Regions from separate parts of the Homo sapiens genome. Here region 2 is linked to region 1. A link is a contact called in ENCODE Hi-C or POLR2A ChIA-PET data. All regions are on one chromosome and are shown on one strand. The core of a region is the stretch at or near the end of the contact, and the rest is flanking DNA. Distances in the headings are between cores, read along the strand shown. Region 1 overlaps SYT1 (synaptotagmin 1). Region 2 overlaps PPP1R12A (protein phosphatase 1 regulatory subunit 12A).

Region 1 (6,158 bases), core at 3,518-6,017:
AGGCATAGTTAACCTGAGGCTGATGTTTTGGTCTATTGAATCGGTAAAGAATTTAAAAAAATTATATGATGTTTATTGCTGAGCAAAAGTATTGGCATATACTCAGATAGTAGGGTAACAATGTAAAACGTTAATTTTTCTGGAGAGGAATTTGGCATATCAAAGCTTTAAGATATGCATATTATTTGATCAGAAAAACTATCTTCTAAAAGTAATTGTGGATATGAACAAAGATTTAGTAACAAAGATGTTAATTGCAGTGTGGTTTATAATACAGAAAAACTCAAAATGATTAACAATAGTGTTACAGTAGGTGGCTGGTCAGACATGAGCAGGACAGGAGAGACCATCGTCCCGTCCCCCACCCAGGAATGTCAGGCAACCATCAGATGATGGTCAGGCAATTATTAACTGACTCTCTAAAATAATAATTGGTTGCAGCCAGCCCCAGGGAAAGTAGTCTCCCAATACATAGAAAAACCTGAGACTAGTGATCAGCTTCCTGATAAGATCTCAGGAGTTGGGCGAATGGGCTGAAGCATGCAAACTAAGAGGCAAGATGGTGGAGTTTAACTGGTATATTACCTTATAGGGACACTTGACTGGTAAGGGAAGAGTGCCCCAAGTAAGCATGCATACAACTCCAGTAAACACACTCTGCATGTGGCTGGCTCCTCCTAAGCACTGGCGGGCCACTGTGCATGCGGACAGCCCACCCCAAGGGAAGAATCATGGCAGAAGGGACACAAGACCCAGGAAGCATGCCAGTGTATAAAACCCCAAATCAAAAGGTCAAACTGTGGACTTGATCTCTCAAGTCACCTGTGTGGCCCTCTTCCAAGTGTACTTTACTTCTTTCTGCTCTAAAGCTTTTTAATAAACTTTCTACTGCCCTGTTCATGTCTGACTAGCTATCTACTGTAACATTTCAGACCTGTACAGACTCGCCATGCCAACAATAGGACGTTGGTTAAATTGTGGAATGATATCATGAAATGATCTATAGCAATTTAAAACAATGTTGAAAAGAATATTGGTGCAGAAGGACGCCTCAATATATCATTGCTAAAAAAAAAAGAGGTTAAAAATGATGTGCTTTGTATGTTTCAATTGTATTAAGAGAAGTATATAGATACACATGTGTATATGAAAATCAACCTGGAAAAATGTACCATAAAATTAACTGCACTTATTTCTGGGTGGTGAGTTTTATGATTGCTTAGCACTTTTTTCTAATTATCTACATTTCAAAATTTCTACAATTACATATATATTTCTATGTAAACACATATATTTATGTTTGTTTCAAATATTTATATTTATGTTAGTAAAACACAAAAGGTTTGATTTATATAAATAAATATGAATATGCATGGAAAGCTAAGTCACTGTATGATCTGACAATGATAGCAAGTCAAGGAGCCAGAGAACCTGACCATGACCAAAACTAGGTGTTGCCTCCTTCAGTACCCATTTCACCTCCTTCCCTTAGTTTTAGCACCCTAATTTTTAGCTGGGCACATTGCCACCTACAATAAAAGACTACATTTCCCAGCTTCCCTTGCAGGTGGTCAAGACTAGATTCATGACCATCGAGATGTAAGTGGAAGTACTATGTGGGACTTTCAGTAAAGGACATAGGTTCACACTTATTTTTCCCTTTTTCTCTTCATTGTCTGGAGCCTCATGTGCCACACAGGTCCATGGCATGAAAGCCATATGCTGAGGACGGCAGAAGAGAAAGACGGCAGCTTAGGTTCCTTGTGATAGATGAAGACCCCATGTCAGCTTTGGACTGCTTATCTTTACATTATTTCATATTCCAGAGAAATAAATTTCTATGTCATTTACATCATTGTTATTTTGAGGTTTGCATTATTCTTCAACCAATCTCGGGCTTATCTAATATACTGACTAATTGTGTTTGTGGTTGGTTATTGCTGTCAAATCAGAACTGTTTACTGAAGGGCTCCTTAAAATAAGTTATCCAGAAAAAGAAAATATTTGGAGCATTATGAAAACCACACTTTCACATCTACACTAGCATGCTGAATTTCTTGGATTTGTAGATGATCTCTCATTAGTGACTTTTTTTTGATACAGCCCCCAATAAGCCTACAAATACATGACCTTAAATGTTGATATAGTCAGTTTTGAGGGCATAACTGCCAAATGTAATGCTTAATTATAGAAAAGTAACACATTAAATGGATGTGAATAATGGTGAAAATAATGAAGTTTTAAAACCAGTGAAAATATAGCTTATTAAAATACAGAGGCCTTCAGTAAATACATTTAGGGAAAAGGAGCCTATTACTAGAGGAAAGTTCTTCATCTGAGATGCATACGAGCTTGTATAACCTGCTTTATTTTGTTGTTATTATTGTCGTTCTGTTTTTTTTTTTTTTTTTTTTTTGACTTTGAACAGCCTGAAGCCATGGTTTTAAGTCTGCATCTGTAGTGATAAGTGGAAAAGAGAGATGAGGAAGGGGCTTTACTGGCCCAACCAGAAACACAAACTAAGAACCCATGACTGAATTCTCGCCCTTGAACACCCCTGATTCTGTGAATGGCTTTATGACCCTGAGAGAAAAACTGTATTGAACTCCAACACAATCAATAGATGGATAGGCAAGTAAGGTATTTCTTTAGTAATAGTTCATATTGCTGCAAAATTAAGACAATGTAATTTGTACCCTGTGAATATACATGATCAGCCTATTATTCTCTTTTAGCAACATGAAACTTATTCTCTCAGTTTTCTTCATGTGGCTAATTTGTAGAACAGAGGGATAGGGTGCTTCAGGGATTCAAACCTTGATGATGATGAAAACTATTTTGTTAACACTGCCTCTGTAAACACACTCAGCATTTCAAAATAATTTTTGAAATGGCCATGAAGATATGAGCAATAAAAGAACACACAGCATTAATTCCTCCCACCCCCAAAAGTGTAAGACATTATTAGAAGTGAAGTGAACAGAGTAAGAAAAGGAAAAAAAACAGTTTAGAGTGATACTTTTTCTTTCTTTCCTTTTTCTCTTTAATCAATGCAAATGTTCATGTTTTCATCTCTGTAGGATTCTTTCCTTGCTGCATTCCACAAGCCCAGAGAAACTCGCTGGAACTCATACAAAATCCTCTCCTACTACCATATTAGGAATCAAAATGTGTAGCAGAAACCCACTGCCAAGCCGAGATAATCAACAGGGAATGTCTATGCCTTCAAGCCAAATGAGTGCAGAAAAATGATCAAGGCAGCAAAGTAAATAATAAAACTGAAAACTGGCTTTAGATTATGGTCTTGTCATGCACCCCACTCTCTAATAAGGCTGTTCTGGAAATTTCTCTACCTCTAGGCCATTCAGGTATAAGAAGCTAGTAAGGTCTAATTTTGCTATGAATAAAATTCACTCTAGGTCACAAGCAGAACAAAGCGAAGTAATATATCTTTGCCTTATTAACGATATCAAAAATTTTGTGCAGTTGCATGGCTTATAAATCCTCTACCATAATACCAAACTGATACTGCAATACTTTAAAATTTAGACATACCTTTTTTCAAATTTTGAAAAAAGTCTGTGAGTGTGTGGCAGTTACCAGAAAACTTTCCAGTTACATTGTTTTTGCTCCAAGTGAAATTGGTTAAGATTAATTATATTTTCCTTTTTTAATACATGGCACTTGATCCATCATATTCTTGGCTAGAAATAAATTTTTAATTAATATTTGCACCAAATTAATAGATGTTTCAAACCACAACATGGTGGTTCTGGAATTATAGCAAGGGACAGTATGCTGGGTTATATAATTAAGGCTTAGCAATTATCTAGTGGATTAAACAGACCATTGTGGAACTAACTGCTTGCTTTATTAAGACGGTAATGATTACACCTGAGAATGTAATGCTGGCCCGATGAGAAATTTGACCTTGCTGCCACATTTCTTGAGTTTTAAAGGAGGCAGAGGTAAGAAATGAGGAGATCAGAGAACAGAGGTTCCATAAATCAGTACCACAGATGACAGGAGCATGGATAAGTGCATAATTGTAGACTCAGGATAAAGCAAAGAATTTAGAGCTATTACAAAGTAATTTGTGTGCCATAACTCTCCGGGAAATTATAATTATCAGAGAAATAATAGACTCATAGTCAAACAGCTTCTGACCATATTACTTGGAAAAAAAAAAAAAAGAAAGAAAAGGAAAGAAAAAAATGTGGTCTAGGAAATTTGGAGGCGCCAGGACAAATTCAAAGAAATGACCTAAAACCAACCAAAATGTCCTTCTTGTATTTTTATAGCATGTCATAGTTTACAAAATGAGTTTTCCTGGCTGTTATCTTACTGAACCCTTTGTAAAGCCTGTGAGGAAGACTTCTTTATTCCCTGAATCCACATGAAAGCATGGGCTGAATCACCTCGCTAAATGACTTGCTCAAAGTCTCAGTAAGAATGTGCACTGTATCTCCGATCCTTGCTCCTTCCAATAAACCCACTAATGCCAATCTAAGTGGGCATATCTGTTTGTTTTCTGGAGGCCTCCTCCCTTCCTCTGTAGTGAGACTTAGTAAAAGCTCCCCACAGTGTTCACTTGGTCGTTCAGCCTTCAATTTGAGCAATTTCTAATTCTTCAATAGTTGTGAAATTCAGCAAGGTCTGGGATCTTGGGCATATTATTTAGCCACCTTGGCTTTGGTGAGGCAAAACTGCAGTCCAGAATCGACAATGAACCAATAGGAAATCCCCTCTGTTAGGACTAGAAAGGGCTGCCCAAATCCTTGGCTGCTACTGCCATCTCCTGTTCAGAGTAGCTCACCCAGGATTGCCTGTGCATACATTTGCTTTAAATTCAAGTGTAATACCCAGGATAAACTGATTTCAATGAGACTCAGGAATATTCCCCATGCATTTAAGGTTCTCCATTCAGCCTCTTCTCGAAGCAACATCTTTTGGTGGTGGTCAGTGTTAGAAGGCAGTTTGAACAAGATTAAGAGGATAAAACTGTTGTTCTTCTGGGAAGAAGAGGTCACAATACAGTAGTGATGTGATCAAAGATGGAAGGAAAGAAGACAGCAATGTCCTTCTCCTGTGAGTATACCAGAGTAAGGACAGCCACATCCACTCTAAAACTATAATGTTCTTTGCTTGGACTGTGCGTAAGAGAGTTGCAAAAACCACAGCAAATTACATCCTCTTCTGATTTCAGGAGGGGCCACCAAATAGTCTTTGATGTATCTCAGAGTCACAGACTCTGTGCTGTAGATACATCCCACCTAAAAGTGAGGTCAAAAATTGGGATGGAGGTGATTCACAAAGAAGACTGTATCTTCTCAGAGCTTAGTATTTGCATTTCTAAGAATGTGACGATCAGAGCTATCCCAATGGTATGACAAATGGGGACAACTATCCCAGGTCTCAAACTTTTCTTTGACTTCATGCCTTCCCAACAAATGGTGGTAGCAACTCTAGAGGGTGGCTAGATCACTCAGTTGTGGTGGGGAAGTGAGACGAAGGCATGGTGGTACTGTCATGGTCTTACCTCCCTCATCAAGACCTTTACCATACTTGTAGGATGGCATCTTTTCTTCTCAAAACTGGAAGAGACTACTCTTATGAGTCTATTTTCCTTTCAAGGTAGTTCCTGATGCTGAATTTAAGTTTGTTTCACTCAAATAATATTAGTGGTATAAGTACACAGAGTATGATTAGTCATAAGTAACAGATCATCCCGGGGGAGTTCTAGTGATAAACCCAGAGAAAAGAGTGTATCATGGAGGATAAAAAAGAATACAAATTACTTATTTGTCAGGGCCTGTGCTAAGCACTGTCACATGCCATCTTAATACTTGCCATAGCTTGATGAAACAAGCATTATTATCCCTTTTTAACAGATAAATAAACTGAGGCTCAGAACCATGAATTAACTTGTCCAGGGCCATAGGGATAGTAAGTGATAATGGCAGGATTTGAATCAAGGTCTTTATGACCTCCAAAGCAGGGTAGTTCACCTCTACACCAGAATAATAATGGCTGCAGTAATAAAAATAGCAGACATTCCGGGAGGGCTGACATGTGCCACACACTTTTCAAGGACTTTCAAATATTAACTCACTTTCTTTCTCACTACAATTCTGTGAGGTAGGTGCTATTGTGATCAA
Region 2 (6,422 bases), core at 493-2,992, 370 kb before region 1:
CATAGTTAATTGATTACCTCTTACCACACTGTCCTTCATAAAATCTTTATCACATTGTGAATTAATGAACCAGTGCATAGTAAGTATATTGTACCCACAGAATTAGAAGTTCAAGATTTAGATATTTCATTATTAAATTGTTTGGTTTGTTATTAGACCATTATTGAATGGCTTTGAAGATTGGAGACAAATCTTTTGTATTTTGTTTGCTTATGTATTACTTAGTTTGAAATAGAATTTTAGGAATACAGTGTTTACCTTTCTGAATCTCTTGTTCCTTTAAGACGTAATATTTTTAAAAAATTACCTGTGATTACATTCTTATTATACTCTTTTCCATTTTCTTATTTTTTATTCCTATTTCTTTATGTTCTGATTCCTGCAGAACCTGCACCAAATAAAGCAAATTCAATCTCTGAGGGAGTTAAATGAGCGACTGCTGACTGAGAATAGGGCCTTGACAAGAGTGGTAGCCAAGCGCTCAGGGTTCTATAGGCAACTGCAGTCTGTGAACCTATAATTTTTAGTTTCATCATTTCTTCTTGGTAGAGCCAGGCAGGTGTTTTTATATTAGTAGGCGTGTTTTGTAAGAGCTCACTTTTACAAATTAATGCCATTGTGTCTGGAGCATATCATATAACTAATTATGCATGGCTTCTTAGAATGTTAGAAATTGTCACTAATTGTATATTGCAATTGATGAGCTACATTAAAATTAGGGATGATTTTGGAATTTAAGTTAAAGACTTATCTGTACTTTTGTAAAGCTTTTGCACATTTTTTAGCTATACAGATATTTTAGGACTTAAAATATGACTATTATTTACAGTTCTTTACTAGAGAGAAAACCAACAGTATATAACATTTTACATATAATTAATATATTTTGAAGCTGAAGATTAAGCATGCATTATGTTTTTCAAAATAATGTCATTTGAAGTCAGAACCACATTAGTTTATATTTAAGTTTATATTACAAATATTCAAATGAATAAACTTAATATTACTATATTTTATATCTTAAAGATTCTGAACACAGATAAGAACATATTGGTTCCACGTAAAATTAAATCTTCTTAAAGATTTTGCTTTACCTAGTTTTGCAAATAGAAGTTTTACTTTTATCAAGTTAGATAAACTAATACATTTTGAAAACTGAGGAAAGAGGACTATTTTGGAAAGTATGGTTTAGGGACCAAAAATATGAGCTATTTCATTTCCTAGTGAAACTGGCAAAGAACATACAGTTTTAATCATCCTTAGTAGAGTATTCAGTTAACTTGTAATATTTTCACCCCTTCATCAATTTGTCTGTAAAACAACAGAAAATTGAGATGTGTTGTTTGAAGATATGAGGCTATTTGCTTCAAAATTGGTTATTTTTGTAATAGTTGGATCATAGATACAGACTTTCTACTTTAGCTTAAACATGATGCACTATTCTAATAATAGTAATTGCTTGTTACCATTTAATAAGCATCTATCTGGGATCGGACATTGTTTAGGCATTTTAAACTGAGCTACTGTAGGTGAATCGTTTAAGGAATTTTAATAATTTAGAACAAGTCTAATTTCCTCAATGTTTTCCTAGGTAGTTTGACTTTCTTGTGGAACAATATTAAGTATTATGATTTTAGGTCTGACATACATAAAAGCAAAAGTCTTTGGTTTAGGTGCTGACAGGAACCTCTTTTAAGAGCCTATCCTAACAAAAACAGGCTTGTCTTGGCTGCTGGAATGTGGTGTGCTTGTGAGTCATAAAATCAAGTGATTTAGTAAATTTCAATGGAAAATTTGGAGAGAATAAACCTTTCATTCCAGCATTTATGAAACTAATTAGCTTTACAAATCCAGGTGTGGTTTTTTTCCTTCTTCCTGATACATGTTTTAGATACTAGAAATATATATAACTGACAAAGCTTGATCATGTGTTTTGTGGTGAAAATATAACATTTATTAAGAATAATGTTTTATCTTTTAATATTGAAGGTAAAACTTGATCTTCAATTTTTCTCTTTATAGATGTTACCAGACCTAAAAGCAGACAACCAGAGGCTAAAGGATGAAAATGGGGCCTTGATCAGAGTTATAAGCAAACTTTCCAAATAAAAAAAAAAAAAGCAGCAAGTAATGGAATTGCACATATTAGTAACCCAGTGGACCATAATTGGCAGTCACTGGAAGTCTGGGAAGAATCCTTGGAGACTGTCATTTTCGGATATCCTGCCAAATGCCCTCTTATCTAGAATTTTTGTTTCATTTTGTTTAATTTTCTGGGGTGTTTTTGTTGTTGTTGGTTTGTTTTTTGTTTTTTTTTTTTAATCAAGACCATTGTTTCATGTTAATGCAGCTGCTGAGAAGATTTTTTTTTAATGACTGAGAAAACTTGTTTACAGCTCCAGCATATAAGGAAAGTGTTCAAGGCCAGATATGCCTCAGATATTTAACCAGTAAGCCTTAGTTGTACATAAATACTTTTGTGTCAACAAAAACTTTCAGCTCTCACAGAAGACAGTTACTCAACATTTTTTGATGTGCCACAGTTTCGAGTTTTTCGATATTTAAATTTTTTGGCTTTTCATCTAAGTTTGGGTTTGTATTTTTTCCTTCTAAACTCTTCATGTGGCAGAGTCTTCTATGTTTTCACAGCTTTTTCATTACAGAAAAGAACACTTGCTCTTCTGTGATTATTGTCATGTATTAGGCTAATGCTGTGTTGTCTCCCACCTGGAACTGAATTGCTTGGTGGAACATATGCTTTCACTGTTTGTGCAATATGCATTTATTTCTTATATGAATGCTTTAAAGTCATTTGAGGTTAGATCTTTTAATTCCTATTTTCTGCTTCATTGGTCACTTTTTTTTTATTGTAGTATAAGATGTTAGATTCTGTAATCTTCACATTCATTTTAGCAGGTACTGAGTGATGCTGTATATACAAATAAGTGTATTGTTTTGATTTTTAGACCACCACATGGCATGCTTGACTATTTCTTATTTCAAATGTCTGCTAATGCAGAGTAGGCTACTCCATGATAGTGTTAAAAAACAAAATTTGCTAACAATGTGATATAAAGACTTTAAAAGTTACACATTATGTGGAGCCCTATCTTTACAAAAGTTTCCTACTGTAAAGTGCTTTTATTTTCAGTTTTCACTTGATAGTACTCAACCATAATTAAAGTTGCATAAGATAATTGCTTTACATTTCACATACCTATATTTATCTGAGTGCTGTCTAAAACTGTTGTGCTAGCCAAAGTAATGCTATGAAATCATTTGCAGAATTAACCCGTGAGTTAATGTTAAATGCACTGTTATTGCCATGTGAAGAGGCATCGACTTTGATACCACCATCATGTTCAGACCATTTTATACATTTCAGTGGCCTTTTTTTTTTTTTAAGGAAAAAAAAGCGCAAAACCAAGTACATAGTGACGATGGCTTTTATTTGGACAAATAGCTTTTATATTTTCATTAAACCATGCAAAAAATACTACATCTTTCTGGCACATAACTGTCTCCTTAACCACTGAACAGTTCAGCCATTTGAATAAATTGTACATTGTAAAGCTTATAGTAGCTGATTGTATTATTGATTGTATTGTATACTATATTAAATGTGAATTTGTACCCCTTCATTTTAAAAGGTCATTGTGTTCTACTGCCTATTTTAGATTACTTTGGGGTTGGGGAAGGGTGTTTTGGTAAGCAGGATTTTAAGTCCTCTCTCTCTCGATTGGTTTTATGAAGATATAAGGTTATGCTCTTACTACCAAGCTCAGGATTCTTGATTTTAAAGGTACAAGGATAGTTGTGGGAGTTTTATTTTTGGTTATATTTGAACTGTATGAATGGTAGGTCTGAATATTGAGAATTTCCATGGTCTTATGTGGAGGTAAAATATACAGATAACTGATCAGTTTGAGTGACTGCAACATGTTCTGGTTGCACAACAGTTAGGCATGCTATGGTTTATATTTGTGAAGTTTGGATGCCTGTGAAGAATGATTAAATACATGTTTCTAATATTTTAGTGTTTTGTATTTAGGTTATTTATTCTTTGTATCTAAAACTGAACAGCTACTGTGCTATATTGATTTTATTGGTAGTATTGAGCAGACCTTGTTTCTGCATGAAACTAGTTGCAAAACCCACTATTTTGGAAATAAAAATGTATTTTGACATATACAAATAAAATGAATAAAACTATTTTAAATGTGTGAACTTTTAATGAAGACATTTTAAATTTTGTTCTGAGATATTTAAATTCTGCATGGGTATTTTTTCACTAATTGCTTTACTTGGATACCAATTTGAATAATTTCTGAAATTGTAATATTGTGATAATTTGCACAGCATTGTACATGCACATCTGTAAATGCAATCTTAATTGCCATATTTATGCAATCTGTGTACCAATTTGGACAAATGTTTATATATTTTACATAAAGCTGTCTGTATGCAGAATCTGAGAACTAGTTTTTTTATGATAATAAGTGGGTAAAAATTAATAACAGTGAGTTTCAGGGTAGTTGCTTTGTAGCACAAGATTTCGCTTCCATAAACATTGTTTTTTTTTTTTTTCTTAAAGTAAACCTGTGCTTTTTCTTATCTGCAAACATAGGCTTAGCGATACATATAAAGGTAATATTCCATTGAAACATACAGTTTACTTTAATATTAGATCATTTTCCAATTTAGATTTGTCCAAGGTTCGACCTGCTAACACATCTATAAATAAGAGGCACTTTTAGCCAGGCATGGTTGGGAGGCCCAGGCGGGAGGATCACCTGAGGTCAGGGGTTTGAGACCAGCCTGGCCAACAGGGCGAAACCCCGTTTCTACTAAAAATAAAAAATGAGCCAGGTATGATGGTGCAATCGCCTGTAGTCCCAGCTACTCAGGAGGCTGAGACAGGAGAATCACTTGAACCAGGGAGGCAGAGGTTGTAGTGAGCCAAGATTGTGCCACTGCACTTCAGCCTGGGCAACAGAGTGAGACTCCGTCTCAAAAAAAAAAAAAAAAAAAGGCACTTTTGATTTTGGAACTTTGATAGAGGACTGGTAGTAAGCCTAAATTAATACTATTGACTAAATTAATATTGACTAAATTAATACAACAAGGATTGAATTCTATTATTTCTATTTCCAGTACTTCACCTATTCATGCTCAGAATGGTAGGTTTTACTGTTATTTGTCCTCCATAAAAAAAACAAGCATTTTACATGCAAATACTTGAAAGCCAAATAAAAGCTACTATAGAACTCTAGAGGAGTATTCATATAAAAAAGTAAAGTAGATATTTTCTAATCCATTAGGCTAACTTTATTCTTTTGCTTAAAAGTATATTACTACTTAATCTTCCCTGGCTAATCTGAGACAGTCATGACTCCCAATCCCAACACATTTCCCATAGGGCATAATAAATGGCTTTGTAGATTATCCTTCACTTTGACATTATAAGCAGAACACAGAGCAAACTCCACTAAAAATTATTAACTATTCATTAGCTCTATCTTGTTAATGATAACCTTTGTTTGCAAAGACAAAAGCTGGCTGATGGAGTCTGCTTTGATGTTCCATGTTTACACTGTATGTGTGTGGTCTCTGTATCTGAATATGATATTCAGCAGGGATAATGTACATATGAGAACTCTAAAAGTATTGGGTTTAGAGTGAAATATTGATTATTTTCATATTTTATTAATCTCTGTCTAACTGAATCCATTTCTTGACTTTGATTTTGGAAAGGTTCTCTGGCGTTAATTGCCATACAAACGAGTGCTCTTTCTCTTAGGTAAGTGATGTGGAGAGTATTATATTGCTGTTCCTTGCCTATAAAATAACCAGATTACAAAAGTATTAAATATAAAATAAAATTACAGGAGTCAGAAGTGTGAGACTTATTTCTATAATGTAACAAATAATGGATTCTACCTTATTACTGTAACTTCAAAGTTTTATTAAAAGTTGTCTAAAGGTTATTAGAAGTAAGATCTTTTGAGCCAAGCTATCCCAACACGTCCCCGCTTAAATTCCAGTAAATGTCTGGGTCTCATAAACCAACTGCATTTTCATTTTTAAAAAGCTGAAGGAAAAGGGGAAAAGTGTGAAGAAATGAAGGATATTAGCAGATTCTGTCCTCAAAAATATATAACTAATAGAACATGTACTTGGTGGTTGTAGGCCTGGAAGAGTGACAGTGGAAAAGAAGAGATTTGTTTTCTTCCCCCCTTTCTCACTCTCAGTTTTTCTTACAGGTCTGTTTCAACAGCATATCTCATTTGATCCTTAAAGTGCTCCATTTTACAGGTGAGAAAGCTGAGGTTTACGGATTATTTGTTCAGCATCCAAAGCCTGGTACAACACAAAACTCTTAACCGATACTTTGTGGTGGTGGTTTTTCCCAACTGAATCCA

Evidence for each region. Hi-C counts contacts between places; a loop is a spot of excess contacts on that map. ChIA-PET counts read pairs that join two places held with the same protein, here RNA polymerase II (POLR2A). Pooled maps may share reads with other maps.
Region 2: a loop to region 1 is called in a map of IMR-90, with 4 times the contacts of the local background. The contact joins two enhancer-like sites. A Hi-C loop is called at or near these places in 1 of 168 maps with a recorded cell type or tissue (IMR-90) and 3 of 50 pooled maps. POLR2A ChIA-PET finds 5 or more read pairs at or near these places in 1 of 52 experiments (endothelial cell of umbilical vein).

The regions. Positions count from the first base shown.
Region 1 is chr12:79,406,765-79,412,922 of GRCh38, reverse strand. The region is part of intron 9 of SYT1 (synaptotagmin 1); the gene reads right to left. Among named protein-coding and RNA genes, the nearest start is that of MIR1252, 9.4 kb to the left of the region's middle. Within about 2 kb of position 4,767, at least 8 of the 41 ENCODE cell types and tissues checked have a DNase peak (open chromatin) inside an H3K27ac peak, as active enhancers do.
Region 2 is chr12:79,771,616-79,778,037 of GRCh38, reverse strand. It overlaps PPP1R12A (protein phosphatase 1 regulatory subunit 12A), which reads left to right. Exons shown (of 25, transcript NM_002480.3): 25 at 2,023-4,470. The coding sequence ends at 2,109. The region is part of intron 5 of PPP1R12A-AS2 (PPP1R12A antisense RNA 2); the gene reads right to left. Among named protein-coding and RNA genes, the nearest start is that of PAWR, 84 kb to the right of the region's middle. Within about 2 kb of position 1,742, at least 2 of the 41 ENCODE cell types and tissues checked have a DNase peak (open chromatin) inside an H3K27ac peak, as active enhancers do.